Linked DNA regions of Mus musculus: region 2 is linked to region 1. A link is a contact called in ENCODE POLR2A ChIA-PET data. All regions are on one chromosome and are shown on one strand. The core of a region is the stretch at or near the end of the contact, and the rest is flanking DNA. Distances in the headings are between cores, read along the strand shown.

What was found. ChIA-PET counts read pairs that join two places held with the same protein, here RNA polymerase II (POLR2A).
Region 2: POLR2A ChIA-PET joins it to region 1 with 13 read pairs in embryonic stem cell. The contact joins the promoter of Dexi here to the promoter of Tvp23a in region 1. POLR2A ChIA-PET finds 5 or more read pairs at or near these places in 3 of 5 experiments (Patski and embryonic stem cell).

The regions. Positions count from the first base shown.
Region 1 is chr16:10,444,239-10,449,704 of GRCm38, reverse strand. Tvp23a (trans-golgi network vesicle protein 23A) reads left to right here and starts at 2,343. Exons shown (of 7, transcript NM_001013778.2): 1 at 2,343-2,775. The coding sequence starts at 2,660.
Region 2 is chr16:10,540,981-10,546,446 of GRCm38, reverse strand. It overlaps Dexi (dexamethasone-induced transcript), which reads left to right and starts at 3,393. Exons shown (of 2, transcript NM_021428.4): 1 at 3,393-4,175. The coding sequence starts at 3,757. The coding sequence ends at 4,044. Clec16a (C-type lectin domain family 16, member A) reads right to left here and starts at 1,108. Exons shown (of 23, transcript NM_001204229.1): 1 at 805-1,108. The coding sequence starts at 884.

The sequences.
Region 1 (5,466 bases), core at 1,094-3,593:
TGCCGTCACCGGGACTCCAGAACGGCAGACTTCCCAGGCCCACCAACTGCAGGTGAAGTCAGTCCACGATGCTGAGGCTTCACCTGGAATGACCGGGTTAGTCTCCCTGTTAAGAGATTAACAGTGTCTCAGACCCAGTGGCACAAGCTGAACAGTGAGGGACAGGACCACAGCTCAGCCAGGACTGCTCACTCGGGATACCTCTGGCTCCTGACTTAGGTCTTCCTCTACCGAACCTAACACTTGTATCCGCACCCTGAAGATGAACTCAGGGTCACTGGGCCCCTTCTCCTGCTTCTCCCCACTGTGTTGATTAAATCTCTTCTGCTTTTCGCTCTCAACCATCTTGTCTGTGGGTGTATGGGGACAGGCAGCTGAACCTAGCTTATTGCTGCTGCCAGATGCTACCCTGGTTTCAGACCTGAAACCCCACCTACAGTGTGGCTGGAGCCGGCTTCAGAGCAACGATAAAACTCCCTGCACAGTTCTTGTCCTTTGTCCTCCTGTCCTTTGCCCTGTGTGGACAGCCCAGGGGAGGTGGAGAACAGGGTAACCTCACGATCATACGGTGACCTTCGTGGTAGATTTAGTGGTCAGTCGTGAGGTTTCCCATTCTGAGAATGTCAGTTAGCCCGGATGGGGCTTCCTAGGGGGTTTTCCCAGCCCCTTGCCCCAACTCAACAGACACCAGAAGCTGCTAGTCTTTCGAGTCAGAGGAAAAGCCCCTAAATGCACTACAATGGCCGCTCACCTCCACCTGGCCTCCACTGAGAACCAGGACACGCCTGGTGGCTGTGGTTCCTCGGTGTCATATCTGGGCCTGGAACCAGCAATGGGTTGGGAAGAGCCCACAACACTCTCCAGAAAGCCTGCCTTGGTGGTATTAAATCCTGATGCCCCAGGGATAATTGAGGCCTTGAACTGAGCTTTCTGCTGCCCAGGTAATGGAGCCAGCCTCCATTCCAGCAGAACCCCAGGCCCTTCCTCTACTCTGCCAGGTGGGAAGCCGAAGAGAAGGCCCTGGGTCTGACCCTGGGAGCTTTGGCAATCTGCTGTGCTGATTTTAGTGGATCATCTTATTAGTTGAGCAGCAGAGGGCTTAGAAGCTACTAGAACTGATGTTGGTTTGGAAATATATACATATACATATACATATACATATACATATACATATACATATACATATACATATACATATACATACAAACACACAGACATGTTTGTGTGGGGTGTGTGTGTCACTGGGGATTGAATCAAGAGTCTCTTGTATGCAAGACAAACACTCTAGCACTCACTAAAATCACTTGCTTGTGCATATGCCCACCCCACCCCATCCCCCTTCTACCTCATTTTTAAAATAAACTTTTTGAGATAGGATCTTGCTAATTTGCCCAGGCTGGTCTTGAACTTGTTTTGTATTTTAGGCTAGCCTGAAATTTGTGATCCTCCTGCTTCAGCCTTCCTAAGTACTGTGATTACAGGCCAACATTGCCATGTCAGTCAGAGTTTGAAAAACACTTCAAAAGGCTTGGCCCCTGAGATGGTCTTCTGTCATAGAAGGAGTCCCCTTTCCCTTCCCCCCAGACAGCATCTCTGTGTCCTAAAGAGTGGTGTGTGCAGCTGGCAGCTCTGGCACAGCTATAGGATTAAAGGTGAACCAGCCCCTTACTGCGCTCTAGCCAGGGCAGGAAGGAACTGCCCTGGAGCTTGTGGCTCGGTATCCCTGAGGGGGTCACCAGGAGTCAGGCTAACACCTGGTTGTGGGGGAGGGAGAAAGGGGAACCATGAAGCAAGACTAGCAGCTTTGGCTTCCTGTCACTCAGCTCTGTCCCAGGATGGCAGGGAGGGATATGGGGGCTAAGGGAGATTGTGTAGATAGTGGGGTGGGAATTGGGAAATGGCAGGGGTAGGCCATAGAAGAGATTCTGCGACTCTGTTCTGGGCCAGGAGAAGGCCAGCAAGGCCTTCACATGGCTACAACTACTCTTCTCTGTGTGCCCATTTCTATGTCAATACTGCTGTTCCCAAGCCACGCAACTAGATCCTGATCACAGCTGTTTGTTTATTTATTTGTTTGTTTCTATGCAGCCGGGCAATCTTCTGCTTCAGATTTCCAAGAGTCACAGGCTTGCACTACTATGCCTGGCGCAGAAGAGTTTGCTTTTTATAGAGCCAGCAAACTCTGCTTCCAACCTGAGCGCTCAGCTTCTGGATACTAACTTACATTCACGTCCTGCACCCTCCGTGTTGAACTCGGCTCTCAGTGTATCCCAGCATCCTTGGGTATCCTCTCTGGCTCCGCCCCAGTCCGCGACTGCGCACTGCACAGAGCCCCTCCCCCCATCGATCACTAGAGCTGAGCTAAGGCTGGGAGCATCCCACAGGCGGGCTCCCTGCTGGGCATCCTAAACTTTGGGCGGTGAAGGGCAGAGCTGGAACCTGTGCTATAGTGTCAAGTGGTACCCAGGGGGATGAAGCAGGTAGGGCTGCAGAGATGCTGCATTGGGAGGTAGATGCACTGGCCTTGAAGGCTAAGCCCCCGAGCAGTAAGGAGGGTGGGGAAAGCCTAGGGAACTAAGGGAATAATGCTGGGAGGAGCACAGAGACATATCCAGGGAGAGAGGGCGCTCACGCCCGAAGGCCTCCTGTGAGCTCTGGGATGGCCTGCCATCTATCTGCTCCTGCTGTTCCCCAGGGCCTAGGGGATGATACTGAGGATGTGTCCCTGGACTTCGGTAATGAAGAGGAGCTGGCCTTTAGAAAGGCCAAGATCAGGTATGTTGACTTATTTGGTCCCAAGCTGCAAATTCATTCATTCGCCAACTCATTCATTCGAAATACACGGAACAACTGCTGTGTGCATGAGTTGTACAGACCCTGCCCCCTTGGAGCCTAGAGCTTGGGGGCGGGGCAGCTGATTTATTAGGCAAAAATGTTAAGAGGGTTAGAAAGAAACTAGCACGGTGAGGTAAGAGAAGGTTCCAAGGGTTGTTCTCATGCTCTAGCACAAAGGGGCGGGGCGGGGGAAGGGGTCTTTGAGGCAGTGACTTTTAAGCTGAGACTGGATGCTGAGAAGCCGGCAGCCACAGGAGGCTCTGGAGGAAGAGAATTTGGGCTAAAGGAACAGGAAGTGCAAAGGTTCTGCATCCTTGTTGGAAGGTCAGATATGGCAGTGTAGGAGAGGAGTCAGTCTGCAGCAGGGTAGCTGCGAAAGTGCAAACCCCTGAGCCTTCAAGAAACAATCACAGCTCAGCCACGCCCACTTGTCCATCCCACTCGTCCCTAGCATACTTAGAGGCCTGGTACCTAGTGCTTTCTCTTTATGTTTTCTGGTACTGGGAATGGAACAGAGGGCCTTGTGTATGCTAGTCAAAAGTGCTACCTTTCCGCTACGGTTATTTTGTCTTCCTCTTCCATTAGATCATCCGACCCAAATACAACAGTCTCTAAGAATGAAATTAGTACGTGGTCACTGTAACAAATTGTCATAAACATGCTAGTTTCATGTAGTTCAGTTGGTGGAGTATCTGCTTAGCACGAACAGACCTCTGGGTTCCATCCTAACCACAGCATCAACGAGGCATGGTGGTGTGCACGTGCACATGCGCTCCTGTACCTCTCAATAATAAGGGCATTTGTGACAATACCGCAACCCTACTCAGCAACCTAGGGTAATTTGCACCTTTACAATGTGAGGTCTGGGCGTGTAGCTCAGTTGGTAGAGTACTTGCCCAGCATGCATGAAGCCCTGGGTTCTAATCCACTCCTAGCTCTAAATAAACTGGGCCTAGTAGCAAGCAGCTGTAACCTCAGCACGAAGGAGATGGAGGCAGGAGATTCAGAAGTCCCCGGTCACTCTCAGCTACTCAGTGAGTTTAGGACCAGCGTATTCTACATGAGCCTCTCTGTTTCTGTCAGTCTCTCTGTCATTGTCTGTCTCTTTCAGATCCGTTACTAAATGAAGATAACCTTTTTTCACATAATACAACATCCACAGCTCCCAGAGATCAGACCCTAGACACTTGAGGCTCATTCTTCATCCTTCATACTGTTGTCATTGGAATCCTAAGTGAAGGGTTTTATAGAGTATCTAAACAATTACAGGTTCACTGCCTGGTAAATATCACCTGTAACCCTGACCCTAGGCTGGTGGCTGGGACTATGTAGGATACGGGACCAGCCCCTGCCTGTGGAGTTGCCCAGGCTAGTATGTAAGGACACTGCCTGTGGAGTTGCCCAGGCGAGTATGTAAGGACACCGCTGCCATGTAAAGGTTAGGCCCTGCTTTGTTGTGGGGCTGCCCTGTATAACTCTTGATTGCTTTACTCAGCTGGCTTTCTCCTCCCTTTTGCTGTTCAGGAGCCCCTGCCTAGAGAATGATACCACTCACAATGGACTGGGTCTTCCTCCTCCCCTTGTTAACAATCAAAGCAATCCCCCTAACCTGATCTGGATAATTCCACATTAAGAGTCTTCTCAAGTGATTCTAGGTTGTATCAAGTTGACAGTTAAAATCAATGAGCCCAGATGTGTTGTTCATCAGATATAATGTGGTCACCTGTGGCTATTGAGCATTGCACTATAGCTAGAGTTATGGAATTTGGTTCTGTTTAATTTTTATGTAAAGTTAAACACCCATGTACAAGAGCTACTTTTCAGTGGAAGAATTTGGCCATAGCAGTGTTAGGGTCAAGACTGAAGGGTGAAGTTAGTGCCTTAGTCTCTTTCCTGTTGCTATGATAAGATAACTTAGAAAAGGAAGCAGCTTAAGAAAGAGAGGTTTAGTCTGGCTCACAGTTCAGCAGCCAAGTGCTTCACATCGTGGGAGTCACCATGGCAGGAGCTTGGTGTAGCTGGTCACAGTGTGTCTCTAGTCAGGAAGTATAGTGGAATGCTTGTATTCAGCTCCATTTCCCTTGTTTATAGGGTCTAGGATCACAGCCCAGGGAATGGTGCTGCCCATAGTGGGTGGCTCTCCCTACTTCCATCAGATTACTCAAAGTAACTCACACTGGGCAATGCTGAGTTCTGTGTCCCAGGTAATTCTAGATATCCTTTAGTTGACTGTTGAGATTACTCATCATAGACTGGTTTAGGGGCAGAAGAAAACAGAGGCTGGGAGGGTGGCCCAGGACACCTCGGAGGTATAATCTACCTTCACTGGATGGTGGTTAAGGTGTGGAGGATGGAGAGGGAACTGGAGAGATGGATCAGTGGGAAAGAGCACTTGCATGAGGACCTGGGCAAGCGTGAGGGTCCCCAGCACTCACATAAAAAGCTGAATGTGGCTGTGTGTGTCTATAACCCCAAAACGTTGATGCTGGACACAGAAAGATTACTGGAGGTTTCTGGCCACTAGCTTAGCCTAGGTGGGGGGCGGGGGCAGAATGAAGTGAGGTCCAGGTTCAGTGAGAGACCTTGTCTCAAGACCCTCTTCTTTCCTGTCCTCCTCCCCCCCCCACACAC
Region 2 (5,466 bases), core at 2,144-4,643, 96 kb before region 1:
CATGCTCAACATTACCCAATTCTTGTACAGTTCCCAGTTCCCAGCTGGTAATGGCAAATTGGAAGGACAGAGAGAGAAAATATGCCCAAAGCTACAGTCATTAAGTCAGGATTTGAACACAGGTCTAACTCCAAAGCTAGCCTCTTCTGTGTACTTCCCTGTTTCCCCAGGACTCTGTAAGCCTCCTGTCTTCTCTAAAGGTGCTACTGCTGACTATCCCTCTAGAATTCCTTCTGAAAATACTTGTGTTCTTTTAATCAATGTTCTTTTTAGAGCACTTGTACATGTTCTGTGCGTTTTCTTCATTCTCTTATCCAACCAATCCTAAAAATAACCACAAAAAGTGGTACTGTCACTCTATTCGTTTTACAGTGAAGGAAACTGAAGCCTAAATGCATACTGTTAACTAAAATCGAATCCAGATCTGGCCGGGTCAATGGCCTCGTAACTATGCAGTCCAAGAAGTGCTACCCCAAGAAGCCCAGTGGCCACTGTCTGTCCCCGGGACATCAAGACAACTCCAGCCCACAAAACGAAAACTCAACGATGCCCTTACTTTTCAGGTTAGGTGTCTGGAGACTGAAAAATCACGCGACTTGTCCAAGGTCACACACAGAGCCAGAAGTGAAAGAGTCAGGGTTCGAAGCCAGGTGCCCTGACTCCAAAGCCTTGCGGATAACCAACATACAACCCTCCCGCGGCACCCCTGTCTTCCTCGCACCTCCGAGCCCCGCAAGCCAAGCCCGCGTCTGGGCGTCCGCGCCCGGCCCCGCGGCCTTCCCGCCGCGCGCCCCGCACACTCACTTCAGGTGGTCCAAGGAGTGGATGTTGCGGGAGGACTTGCTGTGGCCCCCGCCCACCCAGCTCCGTGAGCGTCCAAACATGTCCGCAGACCAGCCCTGTCGCCTGCCTCACGGTTTCATGTCCGAGCCGCCCAGCGGCCCGGTGTCCGCGGCGACATCTCAAGCCCAGCCAGCGGCGGCGGGGGCGGTGGAGAGACTGCCAAGCACCTTGCTCCCCAGCCCAAAGCCCCGCACTGACATTCAGCCGGAACCGGCCGTTCGACCGCCGCGCTTTACGGCCGCCGCCGCGAGGAAATCTGGGAAATGAAGTTCTCCGGCGAGGCTCTTGACGACAGGACTCTGCGAACGGACTACAAGGACCGGCATGACTCGCGCGACCGTCCAGAGGAGGCGGGACAAGAGGAAGGAAGAGGCTGGGCACTGTCAAGGTGGGCGGAAACGGTTTGCTGAAATCGGAGTAAGACTATCTGACCTTATTTATTGTTAGCTTTGTGATTAGAAGAGTGTCTCGAAACCCCAGCTAAAATTGGAGACCACCCTTGGCAATTTGGCAAGGTTTAGTTCTCTTAAAAAGTATTACGTGCGCGTGCGCGCGCGCGCGCGCGCACACACACACACACACACACACACGCACTTAGAGTCTGTAAAACTTTGGAAAGCAAGTTCTCGCCTTCCACTATTTGAGATCTGAGAATTGAAGTCGGATCTTCAGACTTGTCAGCATCTTTGCTTAACAGCTGAGCCATTTTGATGGGTCTAACTCTTTAAAAAAATTTTTTAAAGGGGTGGGAATGTGGCTTATGCATTATGGATGCAACCTTCAATATCGCAATAATAAGAATTAAAAATAAAAAGCATTGAGTAGTACATTATCATTTGTCATTATCCTAAGTGATTAATTATTTAATTCTCACAACCATATGAAGTAGATGCTGTTATTAACCTTATTTTACAATTCAGGAAACTGAGTCACAGAGGCACTTTATGTGTGACAGACGCAGGATTCAAGCCCAGGTACCCTTATTTGCTTCTGTTGACAAAACCAATCAGTAACATTCTGGTTTGTCCTTACAACCTTTTTCTTTTGCACATTAGTCTTAAAACATTTTGTAAAGATGTGAGCAGCATTGTAAAGCTAACCACGATGAACTTTCAGAGGTTTCCTCTGGTCATTATTGAAAACTCATGCCATTTCCCAACTAATTCAGTAAGAAAGAAAGAGAACTCCAAGATCTCCATGAAAGGTTACATACACCTGGACTTCCTTCCCAGACTGGAAGTGGGAACCTCGGTGGGAAGCAAGATTTTGTGCCCCACACCCTCTCATTTATTCATTTCTACATCTCATAGCTATTTAACCCCTGTGACAGCCCATTGACTGTCCTAGGAAAAGAGTTGAGTCAGGGACCAATGTTCTCTCCAGGGCCCAGGACAAGATTTGCACATAGCACGTTTTTAGATGAATATTGATAGAGTGAATGGTTTGCATTGCTTCCAAGAATTAGAGAGATGTAGACTGGCATCAGGCTAATGGTTTCCCATGTAAAAGTCATGAAAGAACAAGAACATGTCTGACCTCCAAAGGAAATGACAGAGACTCAGCAGCTTCGAGAATCCATTTCTCTGGAATTTGTTTTCCTCATCTGTGAAAAGGGAATATACTACATTGCCTTGTCCAGCTCCTATAAACCTAAGTGTGACTTAGATTAAAGGCCTTTGTAAGAATTGAGGATAGACCTTAATCCCAGAACTCAGGAGACAGAGGCAGTGGAACTCTACATGTTCTGGGACAGCCTGGTCTATAGCCAATTTCAGGGCACCCAGAGGCTTCATGGTGAGACCCTGGGTTTTCAGGGTTTGGGTTTTGTTGTTGTTGTTGTTGTTGTTGTTGTTGTTGTTGTTTTCAAAAACAGATGTAGAGCTACATCTCGTCTATATCTTGCACACACAGACCTTGGTTTTGATCCCTCGCAAACTCATCCTCCTGACGAAGCACAAAGGTGGTCTGTAAACCGAAGAATCTGAGCAGATATATACTTAGCATTATTGGTTGGTTGGTTGGTTGGTTTTAAACATGGACTGCAAAATAATAGAAACAATAAGCAGCCTTATTGGCAGAAGATTTGACCTGCTTGTGGTACTTTCCATCCGGGTGTCATGGAACCCTATAATGCCTCTGTCAAAGGCACTCAGTAATTGATTTTTTTTTCTTACTATACCGTGAAAAAGAAAACAACAAAAGCGCTTTGGGGATATCTAAGATTTTCAGTGGAATTACCGGCATTCCTTTTCCACCCGGCATCATTTTAAAGGGGGTAAACTAAGTTCCAAAAAGGTGACGCTCCATACCTAAGTTCGAGATGCAGTCTAAGGAGTGCCAACTGCAGAAGAGCAACTTAGAGACTGGAGCACCTCCCATGGGGCGGAGCAAATGAGTACCCGCCCCCGGACAGCTCAAGCCAATAAACGTGGAGCACTGAGCTAGCCAATAAATACGGGCGAGCATGCGACTGGCCAATGAATGAAGAGCCTCTGGGTAGGCGGTGCTGGGAAGCCCAGAGCGACTTGGCGGCTGCAGCGATGGGCAGTGAGCCTGCGGGGGCGCCGAAGGTGCCTGAGGAACGCCTCGGGGAGACAGCAGCGGCCTCAACTCTGAGCTGCGGCGGGGGCGCGCGAGCGCAGCGTACAAAGCGAGTCGCTGGCCACTTCTAGGGGGGTGGCCCTGAGGGGCGAGCGGCCCGTGTGGCCCGATCCCGGGGCTCCGTGACCCGGCCCTGAGCATCTCGGGGTGTCAAGGAGCGTCTTCGGAGGCCGCCCGGGGCCCAGCGCTGCCGCCACCGAGCCCCGGGGCGCCCCCTGGATGGCTGAGCTGCCCCCTCGCCGGCCGCCCGGGCGCCGCAGCGGCTGAGGTCGCTGGGATCGCCCGGCCGCCGCCCCCATCGCCGGCCCCTGCATGCCCGGCGCCCGGGTCGCAGCCCACCTGGACGCTCTGGGCCCCCTGGTCTCCTACGTGCAGCCACCGCTGCTGCCCTCTATGTTCTACGTGGGCCTGTTCTTCGTCAATGTGCTGATCCTTTACTACGCCTTCCTTATGGAATACATCGTTCTCAATGTGGGCCTCGTCTTCCTGCCCGAGGACTTGGACCAGGCGCTGGTGGACCTCGGCGTACTTTCAGACCCTGGCTCTGGCCTTTACGATGCCGACTCAGAGCTTGACGTCTTCGATGGATATTTGGAATAATGTCGTGATTACTGTTCCCCACTTGCCTTCCACCATCCGCAACTCTTGGCCTGGACCAGCCGCCCGTACCATGCCGCTGCCACTGGTTGGGGGCACCATCTGGACAGGGATGGGACCCCAGGAAGAGGCCCGTAAGTGCCCTTGAGATGGGGGTGTATTTCGGGGAGAGAGAAGGTAGTGTCCTCAGGGCAGACTAACCTCCTTCCTCTAAGCCTCTGATTTCTCTGGCCACCTCCTCTGGATCTAACTCAGATGCTAGGAATAGTAGTGTTTGAAGAGATTTCCCCCAAAGAAATGAACATTTGGAGTAATCATGCAGTTTACCCCATGGCTTGGGTAAAAGCTTTGTACCCAAAACCTTTTGAGGTGGAGCTGTCAGCTCCTCCCCCAAGTCTTAGCCTGTCTTGTTGGTGACCTTGGGGTTTGGGGGGATGCTTACTTGTCCTGAAAGCATAGACTGGTGTCAAAAGAGGCACTGGTCACTTTTGTTCTGCGGCCTCTTGAGGGACCAGTTAAACTGAGGGGCTTCAGGCCAAGCCTGGGAGAATGGAAACCTTCAGCAAACAACACTGCCGCACTTCCTTTTGGCAGTGTTTCTGCTGCTGTATTTGGAGTCAGGTTTCAGAGATCCTGGGTTGTTGGTACTGCAGCTCAGAACCGCAGAGGCTGTCAGTTTCTTAGGCTGCCGCTCTGGGACAGGTAGGCAGTTCTGAGCTGGTGCTGGCTTTGTCTGCAGTATTTGCAAGGCCTCTCAGCACCCTAGGGTCAGCAGAAGGAACCACGGGGTGGTCGTACTGAAGACGTGCCTTTGGGCTTCTGCCAAGAAGTTTTGTTATATGTTAGAAAAGATAAAGTGAATCCAAGACTGGCTGAAGTCTCCCAACAAGGGAAAGGGAACAGCTGGCCTGTATGAGAGAACGTTTGTGCCAGGCAAGCTGTTGGGTCCGTTGAGGTGTCACGGGGCGGGCCTAGCCCTATAGCTGGGGAATGCTGGGGTTTGGCAGGTCATAGAGCCCAAGTGGCAATGAGGAGGCACGTGGAGCTGGTGGGTGGGGGCTCCTTTTAGATAACAGATACTGATGTCACCCCAAGGAAGCATTCACGCCTCCTCTCCCGTGTTACCTGATTGCCAACATTGCCATAAGTGGGTGTCTTAGATTGGGGTACTGTGCCAGAAAACCATGGCTCAAACAACAAGCATTTCATCCTCATAGTTTTCTAAAGGGCACTAATCCCACTAGAGGGCTCCACCCTTGTGACCTAATCACCCCTAACACCATCACTGCAGGAACAGGCTTTCAACAGTGGAATTGGGGACACATCGTCTGTCTGTTGTGGAAATAATGCATGGTAAGAGGGAAATTCTTGGGAACAAGGCGTGATATCTTTGAAGGAGTCTTTAGTAAGTCTAGTGGTATCCAC